Regions from separate parts of the Mus musculus genome. Here all the other regions are linked to region 3. A link is a loop called in an ENCODE intact Hi-C map of the cell type or tissue named here. Cell type or tissue: heart. All regions are shown on one strand.

Evidence for each region. Hi-C counts contacts between places; a loop is a spot of excess contacts. Peaks named below come from ENCODE experiments on the same cell type or tissue, not always from the same donor. Only the 100,000 strongest peaks of a DNase experiment are listed, where the experiment ranks them.
Region 1: it touches region 3 in a loop (10-fold over the local background); 16 of 42 quality-filtered maps call a loop at or near these places.
Region 2: a loop joins it to region 3, with 10 times the contacts of the local background. A loop is called at or near these places in 16 of 42 quality-filtered maps.
Region 4: it touches region 3 in a loop (7-fold over the local background); 14 of 42 quality-filtered maps call a loop at or near these places.
Region 5: a loop joins it to region 3, with 2.8 times the contacts of the local background. A loop is called at or near these places in 7 of 42 quality-filtered maps.
Region 6: it touches region 3 in a loop (10-fold over the local background); 7 of 42 quality-filtered maps call a loop at or near these places.
Region 7: a loop joins it to region 3, with 9 times the contacts of the local background. A loop is called at or near these places in 6 of 42 quality-filtered maps.

Annotation. Positions count from the first base shown.
Region 1 is chr8:126,580,786-126,584,785 of GRCm38, forward strand. No RefSeq gene overlaps it. Among named protein-coding and RNA genes, the nearest start is that of Gm39286, 11 kb to the left of the region's middle. In heart, a CTCF peak has its summit at 1,890 (motif pointing right); DNase peaks (open chromatin) are centred at 1,916, 3,026, 3,516, 3,936 and 2 weaker places; H3K4me3 peaks cover 1,239 bases; H3K27ac peaks cover 2,235 bases.
Region 2 is chr8:126,592,917-126,596,916 of GRCm38, forward strand. Irf2bp2 (interferon regulatory factor 2 binding protein 2) reads right to left here and starts at 1,070. Exons shown (of 2, transcript NM_001164598.2): 1 at 1-1,070. The coding sequence starts at 520. It overlaps Gm31546 (a long non-coding RNA gene), which reads right to left and starts at 3,252. Exons shown (of 2, transcript XR_388210.1): 1 at 2,959-3,252; 2 at 1,349-2,746. In heart, a CTCF peak has its summit at 1,661; DNase peaks (open chromatin) are centred at 1,145, 1,755, 2,615, 3,405 and 1 weaker place; H3K4me3 peaks cover 4,000 bases; H3K27ac peaks cover 4,000 bases.
Region 3 is chr8:126,734,716-126,738,715 of GRCm38, forward strand. No RefSeq gene overlaps it. Among named protein-coding and RNA genes, the nearest start is that of Gm31603, 7.0 kb to the left of the region's middle. In heart, CTCF peaks have their summits at 1,254 and 2,137; DNase peaks (open chromatin) are centred at 426, 1,366 and 2,006; H3K27ac peaks cover 3,390 bases.
Region 4 is chr8:126,665,927-126,669,926 of GRCm38, forward strand. No RefSeq gene overlaps it. Among named protein-coding and RNA genes, the nearest start is that of Gm31603, 62 kb to the right of the region's middle. RefSeq lists an enhancer at 1-1,830. In heart, no CTCF peak of the experiment used is centred here; DNase peaks (open chromatin) are centred at 695, 2,055, 2,555, 2,915 and 1 weaker place; H3K4me3 peaks cover 1,433 bases; H3K27ac peaks cover 3,772 bases.
Region 5 is chr8:126,517,549-126,521,548 of GRCm38, forward strand. No RefSeq gene overlaps it. Among named protein-coding and RNA genes, the nearest start is that of Gm51605, 19 kb to the left of the region's middle. In heart, a CTCF peak has its summit at 2,238 (motif pointing left); no DNase peak of the experiment used is centred here; H3K27ac peaks cover 701 bases.
Region 6 is chr8:126,803,659-126,807,658 of GRCm38, forward strand. It overlaps Gm31718 (a long non-coding RNA gene), which reads right to left. Exons shown (of 8, transcript XR_879375.3): 8 at 1,049-2,055. Among named protein-coding and RNA genes, the nearest start is that of A630001O12Rik, 43 kb to the right of the region's middle. In heart, no CTCF peak of the experiment used is centred here; DNase peaks (open chromatin) are centred at 683, 1,923, 2,333, 3,913 and 1 weaker place; H3K27ac peaks cover 3,100 bases.
Region 7 is chr8:126,825,011-126,829,010 of GRCm38, forward strand. Gm31718 (a long non-coding RNA gene) reads right to left here. Exons shown (of 8, transcript XR_879375.3): 5 at 1,327-1,595. Among named protein-coding and RNA genes, the nearest start is that of A630001O12Rik, 22 kb to the right of the region's middle. RefSeq lists an enhancer at 523-3,559. In heart, no CTCF peak of the experiment used is centred here; DNase peaks (open chromatin) are centred at 1,071, 1,541, 2,111 and 3,271; H3K4me3 peaks cover 607 bases; H3K27ac peaks cover 3,479 bases.

The sequences.
Region 1 (4,000 bases), 150 kb before region 3:
GGCTTATGGCCCAAGCAATGGGAAGGCGACCTCGACTTGCATGAAGATTGGGAAAACAGAGGTAATGAGACAGGCATGAGAACAGGAGCTTGATTTTGGATCTATCTAGCACAATGGGTTTAAAAAAAACCAACTGGACAGCTCACTGAATTTGGTGAGCAAGCCGCTTGGCACAGCCTGGCTGGTACCTAAAGGGGAAGTTGAATCTAGAGATGTTTTGTAGGAAGTCTGTATGCAAATATGGTTCGAACACTTGATACTGGATGAAACAACCAGAGAGAAATGTGGGCAGAAAGGAGTGAAACCAGGATGGGAAGGCAGCCAGATAGGTAGCAGGGTAGCAGTCATTTCTGCAAACAAACCGAAGACACTTTCTCTTTGCACCTACCTGATCTAGTCATAAGGGACATATCTCAAGTCACTAAGCGTTAAGCATCATGGAATGTGTACTACTTAACTTTGTCTGTTAATCCCTCTATAAGACCAAGAGGTAAGCCATCCCATCCCTAACCAGTTTCTCAGAAGACTAAACACAAAAGTTTAGAGAGGGAGGTACCATTTAAGTTTAAGCCATCAGACCCTAGCCCATATTCTTTGTGTGTGTGTGTGTGTAAAACATGGGTACGCATATATGTGTGCATATGTATATGTGTGTATATGTATATGTGTGTATAGGTATATGTGTGCATAAGTATATGTGTGTGCGTATGTATATGTGTGCATATGTGTGCATAGGTATATGTGTGCATATGTATACGAAAGTTCACTTGTCCCTGTCTATGTGTGTGGAATCAAAAGGTCAATGTTCTGTGCCCTCTATTGCTCTCCACATTACTTTTGAGTCAAGATCTCTCCCCGAACATGAAGTGCAATGATTAGCTAGGATGGTTGGCCAATGAGCCTGCCTCTCAGTACAGAGTTTCAAGCCTTTTTGCAGAGGTTACACTGCGTACCCAGCTCTTTGCATGGGCACTCTTGAGATCCAAACCTGGGTCTTCATACTTTCACGGCAAACACTTTAACAACTGAGTCACGCCTCCCAGTCCCCGTTCCTTACCAGGAGGCACATGCATACAGGGAAACCCAGGGAAACCAATCAGTGAAGACACGAATCACAGTGGGCAGGTGGGGGTCTGGTGGAAGCTTTCTCTCCAGTCACCATTCTTACACGTGCCATCTCTTTCCTACTGCAATGTCTGGGATTCCTCTGGGCCTTGGAGAGTCCCAACCTCACCCCAATGGTCCACAACCTCAGCAGACACCACAAGAGAAACCCCCTGGGGCTAACTGGATGGCTTGGTTTGCTGCTCACCCCTTGACTAAGTTCCTTCTCAAGCTACAAAGTTGTGGTTGACCAACTCTTCATGGCTTCCATGGCTTTTACTTTTTATTTATTATTTATTTATTTTTATTTTTTTGGATCCACTGGCTCTAGGGCACAGATATATGGTTCATCAGAAAATAAAATGAAATTTTACACATAGAACATCTCCATTGAAGTTAACCTAATGAAGGAGTTCTTTAATTCCTGCCCCCTCCATTTATTTTTTTTTGTTAATGCTTTTAGAAAATATATTTAAAATCCTCCACCCCCCACAACCACACAAATGCAGTCCTTGCTTCCAAAGTCACAGGTGGGTCAATGTCAAGCTGCTTTGTGGGCCTAATGATATGCTCAAGAGACTGTCCATGAATACCTCTGAACGGATTATTTTTAGAAAGTATTCACCTCTTCTATTTGCAGATCGTATTTTTATTTTATTTCCAATGGCGCCATTTATTCTCTAAGGTCACTGATGAAATAAGAAAGCCTGCACAGGGTAGAGTATTGATACCCAATGAAAATCAGCCTTTGGTCCCCAGCAGGAGGTGCCCTGTAGAACCCTGCTCTCCAGGAGTGAGCACAGCAGGGGGCGCCCTGCTCTCCAGTGTTTCAGAGGGACTCCTTGTTACCCACGTTCACATAATAACGGAAAATATTTATTTGGTGTAACCCAGCAAGCACCCTGTTGCCACACACCTAGTGCCTTTTCAGATCAGAACCCTGTCACAGAGACTGCCTGATTCTTAGCTCCTCTATGGGGTGAATACTCGTTGTTTTGTTGTTTTAATCATTAAGACAACTAAGTGTACATGATGCCATGAGATGCTCATAGTCTAGGAAGATTCCCCAGCCCTGTGTGTGGCAACTGCTGTGTGAAGCATAGGCAGAGAGGTGCGTTCCTAATGGAACTTAAAACTTCAGGTCTCAGCACAGAACTCTCTTGTGTCTCCATGAGAACAGCCTCTGGCTGTAGACACACAGCCACAGGGAAAGAACAGGAACTTTCTCTCAGAAGTTTGAACCAGGAAGCCTTGTGTGCTCAGTGTGCCTTTGATTTCCATCACAATTGCCTCTCAAGGTGCGAGCCAAGTCTCCAGGCAGGTTGTGAGTAGGATTCTAGACACACAAACCTCTTCAGTGTCCCATCCATGTGCTGCAATCGCTGTTGAAGCAATGGCAAGCTGTCACTAAGGCCTGAATGAGGGAGGTCCCTATCTCCCCAGGATAGGCACAATCTGCTCCAAGACTGCTGAGAGAGAAATGTCATCACACACACACACACACACACACACACACACACACACACACACAAACACACACACACACACACACTGTATTCCTTCTGAGACAGGAATGCGCTATGTAGGGCAGGTTGGTCTTGAACTTAAGACCCTTCTGCCTCCACAGTGCTGGGATTCCAGGCATTAGCCACCACACTCGACAGAGAATTAAAAAAAAATAAATAAATAAAATAACACGGAGCTTATTTTTGTTTCTCTCTCCCCCCAACCCCCACCCCAGTACTGCAGAGCGTTAAACTGAATAATTCAGAAAAATGTGAAGTTAACTGGGTAGCACCTTAAACGCGCTCTCTGGCCTTAAATTGTTTCTACATTATTTATGCCCGACTGGACAGCCAGCTGATCGAGCGCCTGATCAGACTTGGGAGCTCCCGCGTGGACTGTGTCCTGAGGATTGCTTCCCAATTGCACTTTGAACATGGTCCAGCATGGGTATGCTCTCTGCTCACACGGACGTCCTTTTGACACGTATGTTTACAGCATCAGCATGAAACATTTGGCTTATTATAGCTACAGCCCTAACCCCCCTCGCCCCCCACCCCCACCCTCACCCCCGGAATGATGGTTTCCAAAAACGGAGTGACATTTGGGCAGCTTTTGTCCGGAGGCTTCTGTAAACTTCACAAATCCCCCTCCTTCCCCCAACCTCCCCCCCTCCCCCAGCACACGCTGGCGACTAAAGCAGCCGCGTGTGACCCTCGGGGCCCCAGGCGCCAGCGCCCCCCCCTCGCCAGACAAGCCTTTGACTTTATTTGGTGCAGCACGCGCAGCTCCAGCCTGCGCGCGCATTCCTGCGGGCGCCAACTCACGCGCGGGACGCTAATTTTAGCGCCGCAGCTGGCGCGGGGCGCCGCCCGTGCAGTGGGGCGGGACGCACGGGACGGAGAGGGGACTGCCTAGTGGGGAAGCGGTCCGTGGATTGGGGCGAGGACCGCGGAGTGGGGCGGGGCGTGGGGGTACAGAGTGGAGCTGAGAGCGCGTGGGACGTGGTGGAGGCTCGTGGAGCAGGAACAGAGTAGGACAGGGTAGGGCGCGCGCGCAGTGGGCACACCGGAGCCTCCACGTGCCTATCTGCGGTCATGTATGAGAGGGAGTGGAAGCCCCCTCCACGAGGCGAGTTCAATTCCATGTGTTCCTCGTGGGCCTGACTCACTTCTTTCTGTAAAAGCGACTGGGGTTGGCTGGACCGGAGGCTTCTTTTTAAAACACTCCTTGCTCCCAAACTGCCACGCAAAGTTAAAAGGGGAAAAGGAAGAGCCCCAGCCTGACCCCGCCCGATGCAACCCGGGCTCCGCGATTGTGCGCAGATGCAACAGGACGCAGCCGCTTTGATGCTCAGCCAAAGCATGGCCCTTGTGTGCGCTGCACAATGCAT
Region 2 (4,000 bases), 140 kb before region 3:
GCCGAGGGTTCGGGCTCTGGCGATTCAGCTCCGGCGGCTCCTCCAGTTTGGAGAACCCGTTGGGCACCAGGATGCCGTTCGCCGGCGCGGACTGCTGCGCGGCCGACTGTGGGAGGCCTGCACCCGCACGCGTGCTGAAGTCGGAGGCCAGGCGCGGGGCACGATCCGGCGCCAGCGGGTAGCGCTCCATAGCCTGAGCGCGCGCGGCCTCGGCGCCCGCGTGGCCCAGCTGCGGCGGCGGCTGCAGCAGTAGGTCCTTGGCCGACAGTGGCGGTGGCTTGGCGGCTGCGGGCTGTGCACCGGTCGGGGAGCGGCCCTCCGGGAAGCAGCCGTGAGCACGCTTCAGCTGGCGGGCCGTCTCGATGACGAACTCCACGCGGTCGGCTCCCTCGTAGTTGACGCAGCCGCGGCACACGGGCTCCGTGAAGTCCCAGATCATGGCCCAGGGCATGCGGGGCAGGTCACACAGATAGCACGACTGGCGCCGAGAGGCGGCCGCCACCGCCACCGCCGCGGCCATGTCCGCACAGCCCGCCGCGCCGCAGGAGGAGCCGGGTGAGGGGACGCCGCCGCCCCCCGTGGATCCCGCGCGCGCGCGCCGGCCGGCCCAAGCCCGCGTCTGCGCGACTAGCGGCGGCGGCGGCCGCAGGCGAGGAGGCGGCGGCGGCAGAGCCCGGGCCGGCGCGGCGCCCGCGCGGCGCCCCCGGGGCACGAGGGGCGGCGGGCGCGCGGCGGGGCGCGCCTGCAGGTCCCCACGGGCGGCGGGGCGGCGCGGCGCGCGCGGGGGCGGCGGCTCGGCCGGGGCCGCGGGCTGGGGCCTCCAGACCGGGGCAAAGACGGGCCGCGAGCGCAGCAGGTCGCGCTGGCGCCCGGGGCGCAGAGCCGCGCGAGGTACGGGGGACGCGGGGCAGCCGCCGGGGCAGCTCAGCCCGAGCGGCGGGGCATGCCGCGCGCGGCGGCGTGCAGCTCGGTCCCGGGCCCCGGCGCGGCCGCTGCACAGCACCCACTGCGCCTCAGCTCCTGCGCCGCCGCTGTTGCTGCTGCTACCGCCGCGGCCGCTCCACTTCTACAGACTTGATTCTTCGACAGCTCTGCACGGCGCCTGCGCGGCCCCCTCCCTCCCTGGCGCGCGCGGCCCCGTGCGCCCGCCCTCCTTCCCTCCCTCCCTCCCTCTGCGCTCTCTCGCGCGCCACCCTGGATTCTTCCGTTTCTCGATCGCGTGCGCGCCGGGACTGAGGCGCAGACCAGTTCACGCGGCCCTAGCGCCGCAGGTGTGCAGCTCGCGTCCCCAAGAGTCCCGTGTCACCCCGCCTACCCAGCCAGGATGCTCCAACCCATGGCCCTGTTCTTTCGATTAAATCGTGCAAACTGTTTTATTTTACATGCAATGCCACTTTATCACTTGGTTACTGGCAGCCTCCTGAGCATGGAATTTGGAGCATAGCGAGGCGCACTTTGGACTTTTCCTTGTTAGCGTCTCACTTGGCTTCAGCTGGGCGCGCGCACGCTATCAACACTCTGCCCTGTTTTGGTCGAGGAAGCAACTACACACTGCCGCTGCCCCTTTAAGTTTTACAAAAACTTAGTGCTCAGGCAGGCCCGGCCTCTTTTGCGCGTGCACTGAAAGGAGGACGCACAGGCCCGAGGCTCCTCAGGCGCCGCCGCCCAGCGTCTTATGTAGGTCTGTGCAGCGAGCGCGTGACGTGGGCAAGGGACGCTGCCACTGCGCAAACTCCACATAAGACGTGCCCAGCGCCGCGGGCCCTGGGGCCGCGCCGAGCTAGTGCACATTCCAGGGATCTGGGCTCTGCAGCGCACCGCGTCACGGCTCAGGACCCGCCCCCGGTCTCTGGCTAGTAGGCCCTGCCCCACCGCCTCCGCGGGGCCGAACTTCGAGTGGCCAACTCTGGGCGCGCGCTGTCCCCTTTGCGCCTAGGGCGTGCGCTGGCGGGTGGACTTGGCTGTCTGTTGTACCATCCGGCTTAGCCCAGTGGGCACAGACGCGCCTGGCAGCATCGCTTCGTTGTTCCCTTCCACGCTGGGCAGTGAGGGCTGCCCAGAGTGGACGGAACACCGAATTGTACACTTTGGTAGGGAGCAGGGACTGGTGTGTGCTGTCAGTGGTCGGTCAGTCAGGCTCTGATTTGAGACCTACTACTCTGAGTAAGAGCCGCTTTTGCTTTTGTGGTGAACAACGCAGGTCCACCTCTCTCCCCAAGATTGGAATGGGCTGGTTAAGTGTGGGAAGAGCAGGGTACTAAGTACATTAGCTTTCCTACAACTGGATTGGAAGGTGGAAAGGGAGGGGGGAAAAATCTGCTGACCTTTTTTTCTCCGGTGGCTGCTATTGAAAAATGCCAGGTTGCTTCAAAGAATAGCCACAAGAGGAAACACGCCCCACAGAGAAGCAGCCCAGAGAGCTGTTTAGAGCACAAGAATAAACCTGTTGGAGGTGGCACAGAAAGCTTAGCGCCAGATGCCAAGGGCGTCCACAGGCTAACCTTGAACGTCTCTCTCGGGGCTTTCCAGAGAAGGTACATCTGTGTCAAGGGCCTCCCCAGCTCCCCTTCCAGTCACAAGCCTGCCTCACCCTCTCCAAGCCTGGAATGGGGCCTACCCGGATCCATTCCCAGAAGCAGCTGGTGCCAGCTGGTTTGGGCACCTGCTCCAGGACCTGTCAGTCTGGTCACTCTCTTCCAAGACCCTGTGTCACTCATCTGAGCACGTGATTTTGACCGTGCAGAACCTGAGTGGAGGAGATGAAGCTGCCCTGACTGCAGAGTCATCTCAGTGCCCTGAGAGATGGCCCACTAGGCAGACACAGAAACATTAAAACAAAGCAGAACCTCCCTTGAAAGCCTGGCCTGATTGTACTCGGTCCACCTGCCAGCAGCCCACAATGCCCTCTCCAGGGAAAGCCGCCACTACAACCCAAAATAGAATTGCCGAGGTACATACAATGTCTGCCTTGAGAAATGCGAAGTGGAGCTTCTCCAAAAGACCGGCATTTCCTTTGTATTTCACACTGGCTTCATGTTGAAACTGAGCTGTTAGAGCTGTGCGCAGGGGGGGCGGGGGGGGGGAGCCTCCCTCCACCCCCTCCAGATGCCTGCCTGCTGGAAAATGGAAAGGCTATTTTAGATCTGGGCTGTCCTTCATAAAAAGCAACCCGGCTCCAGGGGGTTAAGGTAGGTCCTGGATCCAGGGCAGCAAACCCTTATACTGTATCAACAGCCTTTCATGATGCCTGGCCTTTCATGTAACTCCGGAGCCGGTTTTTTTTTTTTTTTTTTTTTTTTTTAATCGATGTATGCTAAGTAAACATAGCTTTGTTTCTGTCTTCCACCCACTACCCTCCCTCCCGCTGCAGACTGGAGCTGGATCCTGTCCAAAGCGGCTGCTGCTGGAGTTACAGCCTGCCTCCTCCACACACAGGAGCGGGGTTTCTAGGGTGAGGCAATGCGTCTGCAATTCGCACAGACAAGGCAGGAATTGTAATTGTAGCTCACCATGTGACGACTTATGAAAGAGGAAGTTGGTATGTTTTAGTCACGTAGACTGCCCTCTTGCTTAAGGCTCCGGGTCCTCCCAGAAGAGAGTGAGGATGAGCTTGGCTGTCCAAGAGTCAAGGTTACAGGATTGGCTGCAGCATCTGTGTGTGCATTCCTTAGTGGACAGGCAGGCAGATGCTGTGGGTTGAGGCTGGCGCTTATTCAGGACACGGGAAACTTGTGATTTGTCTTAAGAACTGAAGGAAATACTCTACAGGGAGGGGGTCTGTGGAGACTAGACGAGCAACAGTTTTCCTGACTTTAATTCCAAAGATCTCTCCTTTTAAATACAAATCTGTGTAGGGGGATGGGAAGGGATTCTAATGCTTAAGTCTGTGGGCCAAAACAGATCTCAGTCTATAACCACAACATTGGACATGAACATCAGATCTGTGACTCTCCTCCCCAGGCCTCACTGCAGCGGAGGTGAGCCCCAGGCATGCAGGAAG
Region 3 (4,000 bases):
AGGTGAGTCTATCCTTTGACCTTGGAGTTCTGGGGACCAAAGTCAGCTCATTGGCCTTGACAGCAAATGGCTTTACTCCCTAGCCATCTCAACACCCCACCTCACCCCATCCCACCCCTGATTGTTTTTAAGTAGTACCAAGCAGGCGCTCCCTACAGCAACCAAAATATCCTGACTCAGGTTAATAATTTATTGCCTCCCACAGTGGAAACATAAATAAGACCAGCTTCTAGTCCTATTTGGGTTTGCTCTGGCCTGTGGGTCATTCACCCATGTGTGGTGAGCGTACATGTAGTCCTGTATGCTCCACTCTGGATACTGCCCTCGACAACAGACTATCCTGGTGACAGCCAAGTGGACAAAACCTTTTGTGGTTGTGTGGATGAGGATGCTTCCTATATGGGGGCACTAACCCTGGGCTCTGAAGAGCAGCCAGAAGCCACGGAGAAAGCAGGGAGGGAGCATGCCCAGTGGGAAGAGAAGCCTATAGCTGCCAGCAAGCAGGGAGACCTGGGGGATGGGGTGGGGTGGGGTTAGAACCAGCCCTCAGCAGGCCACATGCCTGGAAGAAACCACACTACTGTGGAGACAGTTGTCAGGCAGTGCTGTCCGACTGAAATATGACACCCATCACATAGATGGCATTTTCTAGTAGCCATGTTTATAAAGGTCAAAACGCACAGGTGCAATTTATTTTTAGATCATATTTTACTGGAACACACTTCCTCTGGAATATTATTGCTTGAACAGGTGAGACCGCTCACTTTTTTTTTTTTCTAAAGGAACTCTTCGAAATCCACCCTGCGGCTGGCACAGTTGTCCAGCTCCATTTGGTGCGGCTGTGATTCAACTGCTCTGAGTCACGTGGGCTCGAGGCTGCCACGTCTGGCTGCACAAGCCCATATGTGGTTGTACGTCATGAATAGTAACCTCTCCTCCAGCTCAGGGTCCAAAAGAGAGGTCAGGCCAACGGGAAGGGAAGGGGCTAAAGATCCACAAAGGAGGTAAAGCCTCCCACCTCCTCCAAGAGAGAGCAGATTGGGCAACCCGGCTCTCTAACCAGGGCAGGACAGGAGATGGAGACAGCGGTCCCCTTCCCCCACAGTCCCAAGGGTGTCAGTGTGAATAGTGTAACCAAGAAACAGAGCCCTGAGGAACATTTGCTAAATTCTGCCAAGTGCCTGGACACCAGATCACAAGGCTGACCCAGAAAAGAGCAATTGTACCTGCAGGGGAGGCAGGGCAGGCGAGGCCACCCCGGGTCAGCAGGCGCCTCCCACACTGCCAGGGAGGCGTGCCGGTGGTGGCCTAATGTGGAAATGTTTGAATGTGGGGCAGCGAGGCACTTGGGCTGGCTGGAGTCAGCCAGGGTGACAGGAACCAGTCATGCTGGGGCGGGACGATGGAGAAAGCTTGCCAAGACCCCGACAACATCTTTCCTAATAAGTCTGGCAGGCTCCAGGCCTTGGTCCCCCTCTGAACGACCTCTCCCTTCCACTCCGGTCTTCTCCAAGGAGGAAGGAGAGCGAGCCAAACAGAGCAGGAATTTGGACCCAGGCCTGGCTTTCCCCTCACGGGGCTCTGCAGCTACTCCAGTGCAGAGTGGATGAAGGCCTTTTCCCACAATGCTCCTCTGGACACTTGACTGCGCTGGCCACACTCCATCTGCAACCTGGGCACAACCTGGGCTCAACTGTTGCAGCCCCGTGCCAGGAGAGACCCTTATGGAAACACCCCTCCTCTCTCCCCTCCTCTTCCTCCTTCAGCTCCCTGGGCAGAAGCCTCCACCTCATTTTAGGAGGCCCCTCCCTGCAGTGGGAGCCTGGAGCCACCCTGCTGGCTGTGGATCCTGGCTGCTGGGCCTGCTTGCTCAGGAGAGGTTTGCTAAGTCGGATGTCCCAGCCCCACTCAAAGGACAGGCACAATGACAACATGTGTGTTTGGGTCGGGACACTTTGAACTATGATTCCCAGAAAGAACAGCTTGTACAGCCACTCCGAGTCTCCCAGCAACAAAGAATGTACCGTAGATTAGGCCTGGCTTGCAAAACATTTTTTTTTTTAAAGAGGCACAGCCCAGTCCTTTTATAGGGTCCTGGAACAACGGTGGCTGAGTTAAAAAGCACAGAACAGCAGCGTCACCCACTGTCAATACTTCGTGACCTCCCTCGGCTCATCAGTTCTCCTAAGGTTGGCTTTTTCCCCGAGTCTCTAGACCCGGGTGTTGGTGAAGGTCAGCTGCAAATGGATGAGACCTTTAGGAGGAGGTGACCAAGAATAATTTGCTCAAAGTCTGTAGATGATTAATTAATGTGCTTCTGTTAAGCATAGTTAATCTTTACTCGGAACAGTCGCTGATAAGGGAGAGCTTGGGGGAAAAATGAGTACGTTAACCATTAATCCTGGGAAACACCATAAAAATTAGGATGGAAAACCGTGGATCTGGGAGAGGAATTAGGAGGCTAGAGGGGTCAGCCAGAGGAACCTGACCATGCAAGGAGGTGCACAGAAAGCTGGATGGGAGACCTTAAAGTTCATGCATGCTCAGAGCTGGGGACATGCATTTGTGTTTATATGCTCGTGTGTGTGTGTGTGTGTGTGTGTGTGTGTGTGTGTGTGTGTGTGTATGTGTGTATGTGTGTATGTTTGTGTATATGTGTGTGTACATGTGTGTGTGTGTGTGTGTGTGTGCATGTGTGTATATGTGCATTGTGGTATATGTGTGTATATATGTGTATGTGCATTGTGTATATGTGTATGTGCATTGTGTATATTTGTGTGCATGTGTGTATATGTGTATGTGTGGTGTATGTGTTGATGTTGTTGATGACTGTGTTTGTTTTCCTTTCTTTCTCTTAGTTCCATTACATTGTATAAAAACACTGTGAAAAACAGCATCGCAAGCATGGCACATTGCAAGAAAACCTGATTTTAGTGGCCCTTTTCATTCTAATTTCCCACAGCTAAGACCAGGACTCATTCATTCCCTTGTAGGTATTATTCTCTGGTTCCTCTGGAGAGCAGGGGGAGCCCAGGCTAGAGGAAGCCACTACTAGCAGATGACACCTTGGGGCCACTCCGCTGTATCTGTACACACCCTGTCTCCTGCCAGGCTCCAGAGCTACCCCTCCTTCAGGTTCTCATTTCTGTCCTAGAGAAATTTCTCAGCACCCAACAGCTTCCTGCAGCAAGTCCAAGAGTCAGGACCAACACTCCTGCCTGTCATAGACAGCCCCCAGACTCCACCAGGGTGTTTCTCTGCTAGCATGGTTGCCACAGAGTCTCTGCAGGTCAGAGACAAACCCTTACTGAAACCATTACACATATGGGGCACATTCTGTGTGCAAAACAATGTGAAGAGCTTCCTGGTCATGGAGGCTGGGTCCCATTCCTGGGGGTCTTTGGGGAAGAGGAAGAAGCTTGTGATAGGCACTTGAAATGTAACAGAAACAAGGAATTTCAAAACCAAGAGAACTACTGCACCCCTGAATGGCTGAGGTGGTTCACAGCAAAGCTCTGTGGTATCAGAAACTGGCTCTGAGGTCAGATTTGGGCTTTGCCAGGGTCTAAGTCATCCAAGGTGACCTTGAACTCACTCTATAGCCCAGGTGCATCTTGAAGTTTCAGACCTCCTGCCTCAACCTCCTAGGTAGCTAGGGAGGGCACCATCAGGCCCAGATGCAACAACTGTCTTGTTGCAGCTTAGGAAGCAGGCTGGAGATGGAGAACTGAGACAGGAGCACATTGACAAGATCCCGATGTGAGAAATCAAAAGCCTGAGACAGGAGAGTGTCCACGGGGAAGGAGAATGAGAACAGACAGAGGCCACCATAAGCTCAAAATCTTGCTTGTGGTGACCCAATGGCAGAAGATACTGCCAAGCAGAAGAGGGTAGATCTCTAGGGGGACTGTTAGTGATGCCCCAAAGGGCTCTAGGCTGCCAACTGCAACTCTCCAGTATTCTAGAAATGAGATTCCTGGAGGTGAGACATACAGTGGCC
Region 4 (4,000 bases), 69 kb before region 3:
CACGACAAGGGAAGCATTCATGAGTCTGCGTGTGTGAGTGTGTCGCAAACAGCCTTTGACCGGCCTTGGGGCCCCTTTAAACCTGAAAAAGAGCCAAGTTCATCTCTCTGTGGAGCTGCTTAAGGAAGCTTTGAGATGGGGCAGTTGGAACATCTCTGCAAGGGCTGATTACAGCCTACTAAGGAAAATGAGATTTTTATCTCACAGGAATTCAGTTATAAAAATAAAATACAGCGTCTGGCTTGATTCAGCTAAATGCACAAGTGCCTGGGTGTTTTTAATTTAGTAGGAAAAAAAAAAAAGCCCCGGACAAGAGGAATGACCTAAAACACTACATTTAAAGGAAAAAAAGGGAGGGAGGGAAGAGGGAGGCTACAGGAAGTGTGTGTGTGTGTGTGTGTGTGTGTGTGTGTGTGTGTGTGTGTAGGGGGAGAGAGAGAGAGGAAGAGGGAAAGGGAGAGAGAGCCATGGAGGACTGGGGTGGAGGGGCGGGACAGAAAGAAGCCACCCTGCTGGCACTTGAATGCAGAGGGTGATGTCACCGGAGCAGTTGGAGCGAAGGGGAGAAAAACAACTTGAAGCAGTGCTAATCCCCGTTTGCTGCCCTGAAGGGAATGGACGGTGGCCAAGGCAGGGAGTTATGGGAAACCATATAAGGGTGCCAAGCAAGCTTTGCCGCCAACATTAGGAACTGACAGCTTTGTTCTCTGTCACTTGGCTGCCAGCCAGAGGCCTCATTTCAGCTCAGCGGCAGCGTGACTACCCTGGCGGGCTGCCAGCCCTGTGCTCAGAGCTTTTTCCTCCCAGGGCTTAGCTTTTTTTCCCTCCTCCGTCCCTTTGCCAAACATGCAGCGGTTACTATGGCAGTGAGAAGGAAAGTTAAACACACACACACACACACACACACACACACACACACACACACCAAAGTAGAGGCACGCCTTTATCCAGATGTGCAGCCGGGAGCAGAGAGAAAAGGCAGTTAACCTACCCAGTGGGGCCTGCAGGAAGGGGGAAGACACCTCGCTGTGAGAGGTGGCCGGCTGCTGCTGCTGCTGTCACTAGAGACAGACAGGCCTCCCTGTGCACCTTGTGGGAGGGAGTGGGGCTGACTTCCAGACCTTGTTTCTCTGTTCTCCATCTCTTCCTGAGGCATGGTGGAGTGCGTAACACCAAATGGGGAAGACTGTCATGCTTTCCACTGGCCCTGTGTCTGTGGTTCTGAGAAAGCTGCAGGGAGCCAGGCCCATGGAGCATGAAAGAGGAGACAGGAGGGCAGGAGGAGGGGTCTGCGTACCCTCTGGACACCAACGCAAACTTAGCACCATGGCTTCCCCTGCCAACACTGGGAGGGTTGTGCTTAGTGCTGTGACTCAACCTAGTGGAGATCAGACCTCCAACCCTGGTAGTTCAGGGTACGCCGGAGCTGAGTAGCCTTTGTCAGGACCGAGGGCCTGCAAGGGCCAGTGTGTTCTTGTTCCCACATGGAACGGCAGCCAGGAGGGACTCTGAAGAAAGAGTACATTGCAATGTTTTTAATTAGGAGCATTTTTCACCTGCTTAGAAAGTGGAACATCTCCTGGGAGATGACAGGTCTCGACCAGAGGCAAGCCTCCAGGCACATGGTTGGCCGTGGGTTTCTAAGGCAGAGGTTGCTTAGAAGTAGAGATCTGGATGCCAGGCTTTCAGACCCTCGGGGTTTTAGCAAAGTTCCCAGAAAGGCCTCTTCGGAATCTAGAAAGTTCTGCCAGGCTGACTCCTGGCCCCACCGCTGGTGACTTAGGAAGGGTGACTTAAGAAGGGGTCGAAGTGTTTGGTGTAACCCTGCAAACCTCTCTGTAAAAACACAGTGGCTGCCACCCTCGGCGGGGCCCTGTGGCACTGAGAACGGCCTCCATAGTCTCTCTCCAGCTGCATCTTGGCAGGGAGCGAAGTAGAGCTGCCAGGAGGGACATGGCCCAAGGTCAGGAGGGAAAAGTTGGCAAGCAGGAAAGTATCCCAGAAGTCCCTGGGCCTGTTCCATGCTGCTTTTATTCCAGGCCTAGTCTGTACTTCTTAGGAGGCATGCCAAGCCAAAATGGGTTGTTCGCTGTGTTCAGCCAAATAGGGGTCCGGTAGGGAAGAGGTGGTGATAGGCTCCTCTGGGAGTATTATGAGCACAGCACGTACCATGGCCACCCCCCTCCACTACTGGAGGGGGGGGGTTGTTACCCTATTTTCATCGCTATCTTTCCCTAGCCTGCATGCCTACTGACTGTCATTCTTTCTAAGGGCCAAGGCCACAGGAGGCCAAGCTAGGAGACACACTCTGTGCATCAGTCCCTATGCCAAGGGGACCTGACAGGCTTGGTCCCCAGAGCATGGCAGAGTCTGCCACCACAGGGAGGGTAGTGGAATGTGGAAATCTGAATGAAATACACTTTGTTTCAACTGGGGCAGACAGAGTAAAGGACAACTCGGCACCAAGCAGCACAGATGCTAGGATAAGCTTAGATGGGAGGGAACAGAGCTCTGAGCTGGTCGCCATTCCAAGCAGAAAGATCCCAGATTGACAACACAGACAGCCTCCCAGGGGAACCTCTTTGCTTTAGGAACGACGCCAGCTCCCGGCTGGTCCAGGCACATCCAAGTGTATCCTGGGCTGACTCTTTGAGGGAAAGACTCCTCTGGTTATTTCTAGAAAGATCACTTGAGTCCGTCAGCATCTTGCACGGCACATTTAGAAGCCTTTGCCGCAACCTGTCTGAGCCTGTGGAGCTCTGTAGCCTCCCATTTGCCTTCCCAGCGTTTCCCTGGGAAGGACCTGAGAATACACTCCAGGGCTGGATGTCTGAGCTTGTTCTTTGGTTGTCTCTAGGAGAGGCTCTGATGTCGTGGGCCTCCCCATGTTCTCTCCAGCAGAACCATGGATGGAGAAGGGCCAGAGGCAGGAGGAGGAAGAGAGTGTGTCACGGGGGAAGCCTTGGCCAGGCTCTCCCCTGGCCCCCTGCCCCACACAGCAAGGCTGCACAAGTACACATTCTGTACCCCAGGGCTGCTCGCTCTTTCTTTCTTTCTTTCTTTCTTTCTTTCTTTCTTTCTTTCTTTCTTTCTTTCTTTCTTTCTTTCAAATCAGCAGAACTCCACTCTTACACTTTCTGTTTTTAATGATTGATTTATTTATATGAGTATACTATAGCTGTCCTCAGACACACCAGAAGAGGCCACTGGATCCCGTTATAGATGGTTGTGAGCCACCATGTGGTTGCTGGGAATTGAACTCAGGACCTCTGGAAGAACAGTCAGTGCTCTTAACCGCCGAGCCATCTCTCCAGCCTCCCCATCCCACCCCCTTACACTTTAAGGTTGGTTTCCTGTTAGGTTTGTCAGGCAGACAGATGGGATGGTCCTGAGGGATTTGCCTTTCCTGAGAAGCTAAGAGAAAAAGCAAAGCCAGATCTGACCCTGTGAAGAGGGCCAGAGGTCAAGCGTCTGTCCAGTCCCAGAGATTTGATCAGAGGGAGAACTGTGCAGACGGGTGATTTGATGGGGTTTTCCTGTCAACTTTCGTCCCTGACACTGAGGCTGCACCTCTCATTAAAAGGCCCAGCTGAATTCCTTGCTTAACTTGCGTAGGAAAAGTCCTTCCACACAGGACATGAAGCCTGCCTCACCAAGCCATGTTCTGACATTTTGCCTCTGCTATTATCGTAGAGGTGCTTTGTGACCCCCAGTAGACAGCCATTACAATTCTTATCTCAGAGGGTGGCCTTTCAATGTGAGGAGAAGACGAAGATCTAAAGGGGACGGGACATTCCAGGGAACGCCACCATAACAGAGCATTTTTCCAGACAGCTGCCCATAACTGCATAGCACAGCCTGTCTTCTTTATTATCTGAAGTTTACACTGAGGGGAGGCTCCAGAGAGCCCCGGTAGGCATCTCATAGAAGAGCTGTCCATGAGCCAGACCCTGGGCGGGAAGAGTTGAGAGGGAAAGAGGGGAGAGGTAGAAGCTGTTTG
Region 5 (4,000 bases), 220 kb before region 3:
TTTTAAAGGGGGTACAAGGCTGGAGAGATGGGTCCACGGGTTACAAGGACGGGCTACACTTCTGGAGGATCAGAGTTCGAGTCCCAGCACCCACATGGTAGTTTGCAATCATCCATATTCCAGTCTCAGAGTATTGCGCCCCTCTTCTGACCTCTGTGGGCACCAGGCATGAATACGGCACACAGACATACATGCAAACAAAACTTCTATACACATATACATTTTTTAAAAAAGAATTATTTATTTTATGTATGTGAGTACACCATCACTCTCTTCAGACACACCAGAAGAGGGTATCAAATCCCATTACAGATGTTTGTGAGACACCATGTGGTTGCTGGGAATTGAACTCAGGACCTCTGGAAGGATGAGCAGTCAGTGCTCTAAACCGCTGAGCCATCTCTCCAGCCTATATATATATAACGTTTACAAAGGAAAAGAAAGGAATCTCATGTCAGCCTAAATTCTACCTCAACACAGACCAGAGGCAAGCCTGTCACCCACAAAAGGCATCACTATTTCACAAATATCAGCTCTCAATACTGTTTAGCCTATTAGGGAATAAGAAGGAGACTGTTCCCAGCTGAGCCAAATAATGACAGGAGAAAGCAGAGGACATTAGTTGTGAATGCAAAGATAATGATCCTTTTCATTATTGACTAAATGGGCTGAGGCCTCTGAAACCTGCGCTAAAAGATCACTATTCTAAAACATTTTTCTTAGAGACTGCCGATTTCCGGGTTTGTTTGTTTGTTTACAATCAATAAAGGAGAATTGTTAATTGGAAACATTCCCCCCAGACTCGGGTCAGATGTTGATGCGTTGTCTTCCGCAGGGTGTAAAGGGACAGAAAGCCAAGAAACAAACAAACAAACAAAGACTAGCTTTTAAAGCTTACTAGGTTATCCCAGGACAGAGGAACCTGTGCTGTCTTTAAAGGCCAGAAGCTGATATATAATTGGTTCCCTGGCCTTTAGAGGCAGGTAATTAAATCAGCAAGAGAGGGAGGGGCGAACAGTAATGGAGACAAAAGAGCCAGGCTAAAAATACAAGGGAAGGACCAGAGCTGACCGGATACCAGTCCTTGAAGGCACAGTATTGATCATGCCCAGGTTTACAGCACACCCCTCCCACTCTGCTCTGTTTTCCCTCCTCCACCCCTCTCCTCTACCCACCCATTTCCTTTTCTTCTTTCCTTTATTTATTTGTTTGCTTACTTATGTGGGTTTTTGTTTGTTTGTTTGTTTTGTTTTGTTTTTTGAGACAGGGTCTTTCTGCGTAATTCAGGCCTTAAACTCACACCATCCTTTCTACCTCAACCTCCCAGGTGTTGGATTGCAGGTATATGCCACCACTCCTAGGTTAACCCATTCTTTGTTTGTTCTCTGTGTGTGTATGTGTGTGTGTGTGTGTGTGTGTGTGTGTATGCGTGCGTGTGTGTGTGTGTGTGTGTATGCGTGCGTGTGTGTGTGTGCGTGTGTATGCGTGTGTGTGTGTGTGTGTGTGTGTGTGTGTGTGTGTGTGTGTGTGTTGATGTACATGTGAAGGCATATGGAGGTGAGAGTCAACCCCAGGTATTTTTCCTCAAATGCTATTATCTACCTCAAATGCTATGCGTTTTTGAGGCAAGATCTCTCCCTGGCCTGGGTCTCACTACTAGGCTGACTGGCCAGTGAGCCCCAGGAATCTTCTGTCTCTGCTTCCCCTGCTCTGGGATCACTTTTGCTTGCCGCCACACTAGGTTTTTTGCATCATTTCTGGTGTCTGGCTCAGGCCCCTCTACTTGCAGCTAAGCTGTCTCCCCAGCCCTCAGCTCATTTCTTTCAGGTAACTTTTGGGGTTGTGTTGTTTTCCGCCTAGGAGATGTTTAAGGGCAAACCTCTGAATTTACTAGAAAAATTGACATGTGTATACACATTTATTCTGAAAGGATTCCTAGATTTGGTTCGTTTCTCTAACGAGATCCAAGAGGCTCCACCCCAAGGAAGACCGCTGGAACCAAAAAAAAAAAAAAAAAAATCATCATATTAAAAGAAATAAGTCAGACTCAAAAAAATTCAAGGGTGGTGTGTTCCATATGAAAACAAAACAAACACAAACACAAAAAATCAAAGTGAGAATCTGGAAGTAGGAGAACCAGAGTTCAGTGCTGAGCACCTCTGGCAGGTAACTCAAAACCACTGCAACTCCAGCTCCAGGGGATCTGGCGCCCTCTTGTGGTCTCCAGGGGCCCTGTACTCATAAGCACAGACACACTGGTACACATAAAAAAGTAGTTAAAAAAAATTAAAATAAACATGCATTCTAGATCTAGGGCAATCTGAGGGAACACCATGCTTTCTGGGGTCCCAGCTGTAATCCTTGGAATATAGGCCAGCTGTAATCCTTGGAAATCCCTCTCCTGTGGTCTTACCAGGCCCCACATCCAGAAGGGTCTACAACTTCCTAAACAGCGCCCCCAGCTGGAGAACAAGTGTTCAAACACATGCACCTGGATGGTGGGATGGGGATAGAGGGGACCTGCACATTCAAACTGTAATAGTTATCTTGATTCAGGAAGATAAGTGGATGAATCAAGGTTGTCTCAAAAGTCTGGGTTGTTTCCTACCCAGCAACAATGTCTGGATGACGTGGTGCCATAGGGAGCCGAAGGCTTTAAGGCATCAGTCTGAGAGACAAGCTGGCTCTCTTGTTCAAAAGACTTATTTGCTTTTCTTGGAAACAACACAGCCCTAGACTGACATGGCACCTGTTTAGAACTTGTGTGGCCTCTTGTTCCTATATGAGCACTGTTGGGAAGAAGGGAGAGACTGGGGTTAACGTGGCAGAGAGATGTGGGCAGGAGAATCTAAATATCTTTTTTTTTTTTCTTTTTAAGGCTACTTGTTCTTTCTAAGTCAAATAAGGGAAAGACTGAATAAAGAAAACCAGCCAGCGCTCTTTAATTCTTCCAACTTTAAAGTATCTTCATTTTTATAGAGCACATCTGTCAGGTTCTTTTAAGGGCAAAATTATCCTAAGTGGTCTGCTGCATAGGCCTCATATTTTCAGGAATAAACATTGCCTTGACGGATGACCTTCTAACCAGTGAACATGGAGAAGTTCAGGTGCTGTCCTTGGGGAACTCCTCATCCTCCCATCCCTCTCTCCCTCCCTCCTGAGTGATGGGTTACACCAACACGCCCCATTTGGGCAGCTTAGTCTGTGAGAGCTTGTTACTGTTCAACTATTTTAAAATTTTATTTATTTTTATTTTATGTGCCCGGGTGCCTTACCTGCATGTATGTCTGTATAAGGATGTTACATCCTCTGGAACTGGAGTCAAAGACAGTTGTGAGCTGCCATGTGGGTGCTGGGAATCGAACCCAGGTCCTCTGGAAGATCAGCCAGTGCTCTCAACCACTGTGTGATCTCTCAGCCTCTACTTGGCCTACTTTAAAAAGCAACTGTCAGACACGGCAGACCAGCAAAAGGCACTGGCTACTAAGCCCGATGACCTGAGTTCAGGACTCCCAGGGGGTAGAACACTGTCAATTCTCCTGACTTCAGTCTTCCTTCGGTTGCACAACAAAGGCAAAGGAGCTGAAGGAAGGGAAACAGAGAGTGTGTGTCTAATACAAGTCAAGAATGGGGCAGACCATGGCACAAACAGAGACCAGGCCAGAAGTGCTTTCTGGGGCCCTGGCAGCAGCAGCAGCTGCTGCTGCTTCTTCTTCTTCTTCTTCTTCTTCTTCTTCTTCTTCTTCTTCTTCTTCTTCTTCTTCTTCTTCTTCCTCTTGCTCCTCCTCCCCCCCCTCCCCTTCCTCCTCCCCTTCTCTTCAAATGTACACACCTATTAATTGTTTCTGGTGAACTCTAGCTCTGGGAGACAGTTTGGGAAGAGAAGGGGGTTTCATTGTTGCCAGGACACCCAGCTCCACTCTTATACCAGTCTGGTCAAATCACCAGCAATTGCAACTTCTGGTTCTTGAAGGAAAGATGAAGGAGGGCAGAGAGGATG
Region 6 (4,000 bases), 69 kb after region 3:
TCTGGCCAGATGTGACAATGGGCCTACTAGATGCTTTTCTGAAGCCTCTCAGGCTCCTATGGTGTTCCCACCTAGCCTCACCCTATCCAGTCAAAATTGTAAGTCACATCCACACGGAAGAGAGGAAGGACAACGTCCCTTATACATCACAACAGATTAGACACGCGCATGCCCTTTGCTATTCTTGCGACATCTCTGAGATATACTTTTTTTTTTTTTTCAAAAAAAGAAATTAAAGAAGGCAGCAAATGTGTCTCAGTTGTTCGAGGGGTTGGCTAGCACACACAAAGCTCTGACTTTGATCTCCTCACTTTATAAACCTGAAGCAAGACATTCTCAGCACCGGGGAGTAAAGTCAGAGGCATCAGCAGTCCAAGGCCCCTCTAGGCTGCACAAGACACTGTCTCAAGAAAGATACAGGGGAGAAAAGGAAAAGCAAAAGAGTTTGGAAGAAGAAGGCGAGGCGGTGCAGCTTGGGGTGGTGTGGACTCCTGTGGGCCCTCAAGAAGGTGAATCACTGTAGGGAAGTGGCCAGGGTTGGTTATCCCCAAAGTGGGGGGCAGGGGGGTGGGGACAGAGCCCTATAGGTTCCTCAGACTGAGGTGACAAGCAGCTTGATGATCTGGCCTCTTGTCTACAGAGCAGTCACTTCCCCCACGAAAAACCCCAGTGCCTTCCAGGAACCGCACAGAACGTTCGTTCCTACTTCCCTTTGCCACAAACATTCTGCAGCCCCTGCTTATCTGATTGGATCCACAGGTTCATTTGCAGGCAAATGGGATCCCATTTATGGTGACTTGGCCTTTCCTGCTCTAGACTGGTTAACCCTGGCTTTAACCTGCAGCAACGAGATCCTAGGTGAAGACCTGGAGCAGGGGAAAGCCCAGGCTCCTTGCTTCTGTATGCAACCCTAAAAATGGGTACAAGAAGCCTAAAGGACCAGCGAGCAATCGGGATATTCAGTGTGGCCTTGAGGGAAGGGCTTTTTGGCCCCAGAGACTTCACTCCTCCCCCCATTTTAATATTTATTGAATTGACAATACTAGCTGTATATATGAATGAGACATAACATGTTGCCATACCTGTATACATGGTGTAAAAATTACACCAGGGCAATTGGCCTACATATCACATAAAACATTTATCATTTCTGTGTACAAGAACCCTTGAAAACCTTCCCCTTTCTAAGCTACAATGTATCTCCTTTCTAAGCTACAATGTATCTCCTTTCTAAGCTACAATGTATCTCCTTTCTAAGCTACAATGTATCTCCTTTATAAAACAATGTATCTCCTGATGCATTGTTTTCAACCATAGTGACTGTAGCATGCTACAAAACATTAGAAGTGACTTCTCCCACCTGTTCCCTAGCCTGGTTAACTACCCTCTCCTTCCCCCAGCCCATAATAACAACCATTCTCCTCTCTGTTTCCTTGACACCAACTCGTCAATGGCCACGTGGGAAAGTGTGTGGTATTCCTGACCCTTTCATCTTTTAGACCTGATGGATAACATGCTGTTCTACTAAGAAAGCTACAGCAATACCTCTGAAGCTAGGTAGCTTGAACAACACGTTGAGGAACACGTATCATCTGAGATTAGAAGTCCAGGAGCACACTCTTGGCCGATGCTATTCCTTGCAAAGGCCTCTCTGTGGCTTCCAGAGGAGCACCTGCTCATTGTGTCCCTGTTGGGTGAGGATCCTGTGTGTGCTGGAGGTGGCTCCTGTCCTAGGAGCCCTGTACTGACACCCAAGGACCCTGAGGGCCTGGCCCAGGCTCCCCACCCTCTTGTGTGAATGCCATTCAGGTTTTTGTTCATTGTTGCCTGCCGGACAACCGGGAGTGTTTTCTTTGGAAAGCCCAGCGATCCTGCATGCTGCCCTTCCTCTGTCCCGAACAAGTGTTGTTTAATGGGCGGCCGAGATTGTTTTGGAGATAGGCGTCTTTTCGAAAGAGGAGGAGGCTGTGTGCCTTGGTTACTTTGGCCACCTTCCTTTGTTTTTTTTCTGGAAACTCCTCCTCCCCATGTGTGAAGACCGTAGGTGTCAGGGACCTGAAAAACAAACACTCATTCAGCATGCAAGAACCAGGCCCTGAGAAGCCCTGCAAGGCCTCACATCAGGGTCCTGAGGAGGCCCTGAGAGGGAGAGGGGAAGGCAGCAGAGCCTGGGAAAGTCACACCCTACAGTGTGAACTGAGTTTGCTGACTGTTTTGGGGACCTGCAGACAGGGGCCTGTGAATTCCAAACACAGTACACAGGCCTTTGGCTTTCCCTCAGGCCCCTTCCTTCCTGTCCCTCAGCCTGACCCTCCCCTCCTGGCAGGCCCTTCCTGTTTCGGGGAAGTTCAGCTTGTGGTGGAAGAATGGCCATTGTTCCTCCCTCCTCCTGGTCCCCTGCTCACATCCGGTCCCTGGTCTCTAAGTTCCCCTTCAGAACAGCCCAGACTTTCCTTCTCAAGAAACCTGTGAGACGAGGGCATTTCCTCCCTGGCTACCCCGGTTCCCACCCTCTGTTTCCAGTAGCCTTCAGGCCTGCCAGACCATCAGGCTCCCTGCTTTTCTGTGACCCGAGGCCCACACCTGTGACTTAACAGCTCAGTGTCTCTTTCCTCACATTCTACCTGTCCCAAGACATATTTACCCTAGGACCTCATGTGAAAAGGCAAAGGGCGAGTTCTGTCACCCATGCCCTCACCCTTTCAGGCAGGCATCAATCACCCGGTTGACAGGTGGCAAGTGCCTCATCTGCAGGCTGGCAGCTCTCTACCATGACATCATGGCCAAGTGAGCTCTGGGGCCTTTCCTACTGGGTGCCTTCTCTGTCTGCTACTTGATTCCCACTGCTCTTGTCTGGGAGAAACCTTTCTTTTGTCTCCTTACACTAGGGACAGACCCAGGTTCCCCCATCCTACTGCATGATGAATTCTTGGTCCTCTCCATATTTGCTGCTCAGCCTTCACCCTACTTTCTATGACTGACCATGCACACACAGCTCACAAAGAGCCAGGGTCCTCTCCAGTGTGTTCAGAGCTACTGTCATCCCGGGAGATACCGCTGACCCCCTCCCCATTCCTCAGTGTATTCAGAAATAGTCCCCTGAGCAGCTCATTTAGGAGACATTCACCCATGGATTTGTGTGAGCCCCTTTACATGTTGGGGCCTAGTTAACACCATCAACCCAAGGCAGGATGACCTTGGAAGAGCAAAGAGACAAGGCAGGAGTCATAGTGGGTATTCTGAAACTGTCCCCTTTAACCTCTAGAGACAAGATGTATCTGTGGCAGATTAGTGACTCCCCTCTGCTATTAAGGTACACATATATGTCACCTCTGCACCCACAGAGGCCAAGATGGGTCCCTGAGGTCTACATTCAGCCTTATTCCCCGTCCTGTGGATGCTGAAATAATCTAAGATAACACAAATCAAGGATTATAGCAGACTCTGCTACACCATTAAACTTCACTAATACACACACACACACACACACAGAGAGAGAGAGAGAGAGAGAGAGAGAGAGAGAGAGAGAGAGAGAGAGAGAGAGAGAGAGAGCAACTTTCCCTCTGGCCAAGATCTAACCAAATCATTATCTCTTCAGGCTGCAGTGAAGATTAAGTCAAAAGCCCTGTTGACTGTACATGCAGTAGCTGGCAGGTGCTCACAGGGAGCAGCCTGGCTGATCCTCGTCATTTGTCCTCCATGTCATGACAGTCCACACCAACGTGAGGGCTAAACACAGTCACTCTAAAGTTCCAAAGTGTCCCATGGCTATTATTAGGCTGTGACAGGCAGCAGAGCCAGGAGAAGTGACCTGGCTCAGAGGACCACAACCTCTGAACGAATGTCATCATCTCCCCAAGTTCCTGAATCCATTGCCACTAGGTTGGGACATTCTCTTCAAGGGCCAGCTCCAAAGCTGGGTTGTAGGAAGTTGTGCAATCGGTGAGGTTCGCTGGCAAGGGATGACTTTCATCTTTTACACATTGACCCTCATGTTCCT
Region 7 (4,000 bases), 90 kb after region 3:
GAGCAGAGCTCTTTGCTGTGCCCCTCATGGATGACCGGCAGCAGCTCTGGGTGACCAATGAGCTGGGAGATGTGAGAGTGGAGAAAGTGCTTGCCAAACAAGTATGAGGACCCAAGTTCTGATCCCCAGTAGCCACTTAAACTATCAGTAACCCCAGTCCTGGCACGGATAGAGGTGTGAATCCTGCAATCCCGAGGGCCGTCCAGTGTAGCCAATCAGGGAGGAGCTTCAGGTGCAGCAGGAGACCCAAAGATGAGGTGAAGATCTTGAAAATGGCTGGAGACGTGGCCCAGCGGTTAGGAGCACTGACTGCTCTTCCAGAGGTCCTGAGTTCAATTCTCACCAACTACATGGTGACTCACAACCATCTGTAATGGGATCCGATACACTCTTCTGGTGTGTCTGAAGACAGCTACAGTATATTCATATACATAAAATAAATAAGTTTAAAAGAAAATGGCAGTGCTGGAAGGATGGCTCAGTAGTTAAGAGCACTGGCTGCTCTTCCAGAGGTGCTGAGTTCAATTCCCACCAACCACACGGTGGCTCATAACCATCTGTTATGGGATCTGATGTCCTCTTCTGGTGTGTCTAAAGAGAGCAACTGTGTACTCATATACATAAAATAAAACATAAGTAAATAAATTTTTTAAAACGGCCCAATGATATGTGGATCCTGACAACCTGGGTCTAATTCCTGGGCTGCACAGGTAGGAAAGAACTAATTCCTACAGCCAGACTTGCTGGTCATTGAGGCCCCAAGTCCTCCTGCTTTCCTACTCTCACACTGGGATTACAGGTTGCACTCCACCACGCATAACTTCTTATGTGGGTACTGGGGGCCTCCTCTTTACACAGCAAGCACTTTACTCAGGGAAGCCATTGCTCTAGCCCCCACGGCTACCCCCACACCCACCCCTATCCCCACCCCCCTCACCAGCTATGTATTTCCAAGAGCTGTGTGTAGTAGGTTAGGTCAGGCAGATGAGACTCCAGTGAGACAGGACAGCAAGGTCTATTCCCCACAGACTGTGTGCACAGTTCACCTCTACAGCTGGCTCTGGTACTAGCCCAGGCCTTAGCCGCCACAGCTTCCCCTCCCCCCAGGCCCTTTGTTCTTCACTACAGCTGCTCAGCAAATTCCTTGATTTTAAATTATGATCACAGGTTGGAGAGCTACTTAAAATAATCTTGCCAAATGTTCTATCTCTGCATTGATGAATATAATGGAGGAGACATTTCGGGGGGGGGGGGAGGTGAACATTAAGAATTCACTTTGTTCAGGGGAAAGGGAAAAAAAAAAAAACAGTCGCAGCTTTGGCTTACATCTAAGGATTCTCTCCCTCAGGAAGTTGATTGTGTGCTGACCTTCAGTGAGCCAGTGAACCCTGTGCCAGCAAAGGTGGGCGAGGGAGCTGTTGGTGCGTAGGGCCTGCTGCAGATGCAGGGAGCAAAGGTCGGGGGTGTGTTGGGTTTGTTTAAGCATGAGTCAGAGGAGGAGGGGGGTCGATCCCCGCGGTCTCCGATTTCCAATTTCCTGTGCAAGCCGCTGAACACACAGTGCCCCTTCCCAGCTGGTTTTTTAGGCTGCTGCTCTGTGGAACAAAGGCAGATACTGTATGAGGCCACACACATAAATAACCCAGTCAGACCACTGCTTCCTTTTTCCAAGGGAGACATCTGTGGAATCCGGAATCTGGAAGAAACCAAACTCTAAGAGAGGCAGGGGGGAAAAGCCCACCACTGTCTGGCATGTTGGTCATCTGAGGCCCTAGGTGTTCCCAGCCCACTTGCTTTTTTTTTTCCTTAGGCCTGGGCCCTTGGCCAGCCCCAGCAGGCCTTTGGTCAGGGGCTAGCTATTCCTTCAGGACAGCCCTGCAGCTCAGGCTGGAGCCTAGAGGACACAAGGGACTTCTCCTGAGTCAGAACAAGGTTCCTTTCTCACTCCGTGTTCTCCTTGAGCAAGGCTGACCCTGTAAAGGACCTCCCTCCCATATTCCTGGGGTTTCCTCAAGGCTTGGGGCCAGAGAAGTATATGAGAAAGATAAACCTCAAGAGAGGATGTTTCTACACCTAAATAACTCCCTGGGAACAAGGAAGCACTTGATTGAGTGGGCCTCAGGGTTAGGCCAGCCTCTAGCAGGAACCAGGAATCAAAAGGGGACACGTGTCTACTTGTTGCCTTAGAGAGACTTTGTACCAGGGAGCCTTCTATAGCACACAGGAAAGCCCCACTCTGAGAAAGGCATTGTCTGTAAAGGGTCTCTCTGCCTGTCTGCCATGGTGCACTTCAAGGCTTCTCACAGATGACTTGTCTGTGTTGTTCTGAATAACATAAAGCTGGTCTATTGAGTCTGGGGGGTGGGACTCTGTGCACCCCTTAAAATAACAGATGAAAAGACCCCCTGTTACCTCCTCAGTAGGTTTCACCCAGAAACTCCAGGGCCTTTGAGGTTTAGGGGCAGCAGACTCTAGGGCTAAATGAATCCACAACCCTTCTCCTTTGCTTCGAAAGCAGAAAGAGTCCCCGGCCCTTGTTGGAGCCTCAGTTTTTCTCATCTGTTCAATGGACAAAGGTCTGTTCACCTCACTAGTTGATTTCAAGGATGAGACAAACCTGTCCCCATAGATAAGCACCAGTCTTCAGGAGAATGGCTCCTGAAGAGGCAGAAGAAGACAGGATGGGGGTGTTTGGAAGGGGAAGGCATCTTTCTATGCAGGGGTCTGTGAGTCCTGGTTTACAGGGCTGTCTGCTGCAGGTCTGCTAACCTATTTCCCTCTGAAGAGGACCTGATCCAGGCCCCAAGGTAGGCTCCACTTGAGAGCCCACTCCCCTCTCTCTTCCTCTTTCTCACAGGACTTTTTGACCCCAAGATCCCTTGAGTACCTGTCTCCTCTAGTGCAAAAACAACTTGGTCTCTGTGCCTTTACCCCCATTTATCCAAGTGCCCTGAGAGGGGCAGAAAGGCCAGCTGCCCAGACGGGGAGATTTTATCACGAACATTGTTTGGAATTACTAGTGCTTGACAGTTTAAAGTGTAAAATGCAGCCTGGCCTTGAGCCCAGATTATTACTGCCTTCTAAACTCTGGGGGACAACGCGTTTCTCATCTGAAGCTCCTAAGGCAGACCCACCATGCCACTTCTGTGGCCTTACTAGGTAACCCTCTCCCTCTCTTCTTATGCCTTAGGCACAGGAGGTGAGTGGCCCTGCTCATACCTCCATGACTCACCCTTACTGTGCAACAAGGGCCCTCCGGCCTCTTTATTCTCAGTTTGTTCTGTTTTTGCTGATGACTGAATTTAATGCGGAAGTGCTGTCAGCAGAAGAGAAAGGAAACCTTAACCCAGCACCCCCTCCCCAGGAACCAGTTCCAAGTTGCTTCCCCGTGAGGTGTGAATGTTCTCCAAGTTAAGCCAGGTAGTACAGACCTGCCACCCTAGCTACTTCAGAAGAGCCGAGGTAGGAGGATAACTCTCCCCCTTACTCCATTTTACAAGATAAAGAGTCTCAGATTTTTTAAAATAAATAGATAAATAAATAGCAAAAGGGGCCAGGGATATCGGTTAATGATAGAGCACATTCTACCTGGCATGTGCCGGGTCCTGGGTTTAATCAGTCTTCAGTAACACATGCAGACACACATACACACTCACACACACACACCCTCATACATATATATATCACACACAAACATGCACATATCCATACACACAAATACGTGCATACACACAACCACAAACATACACTCAGACATACATACACAGAGACACATATATACTACTCATACACACACACATATACTCATAATATATACCACACACAAGCATGCACACATACACATACAAACACATACATACATACACCACATATATTTACATACACACAGACATACACATACAAACACACACACACCGCACATTCACAAACACACATACTCTCACATACAAACATACATTTTATATATATATATATGTATATATATATATATATACATATA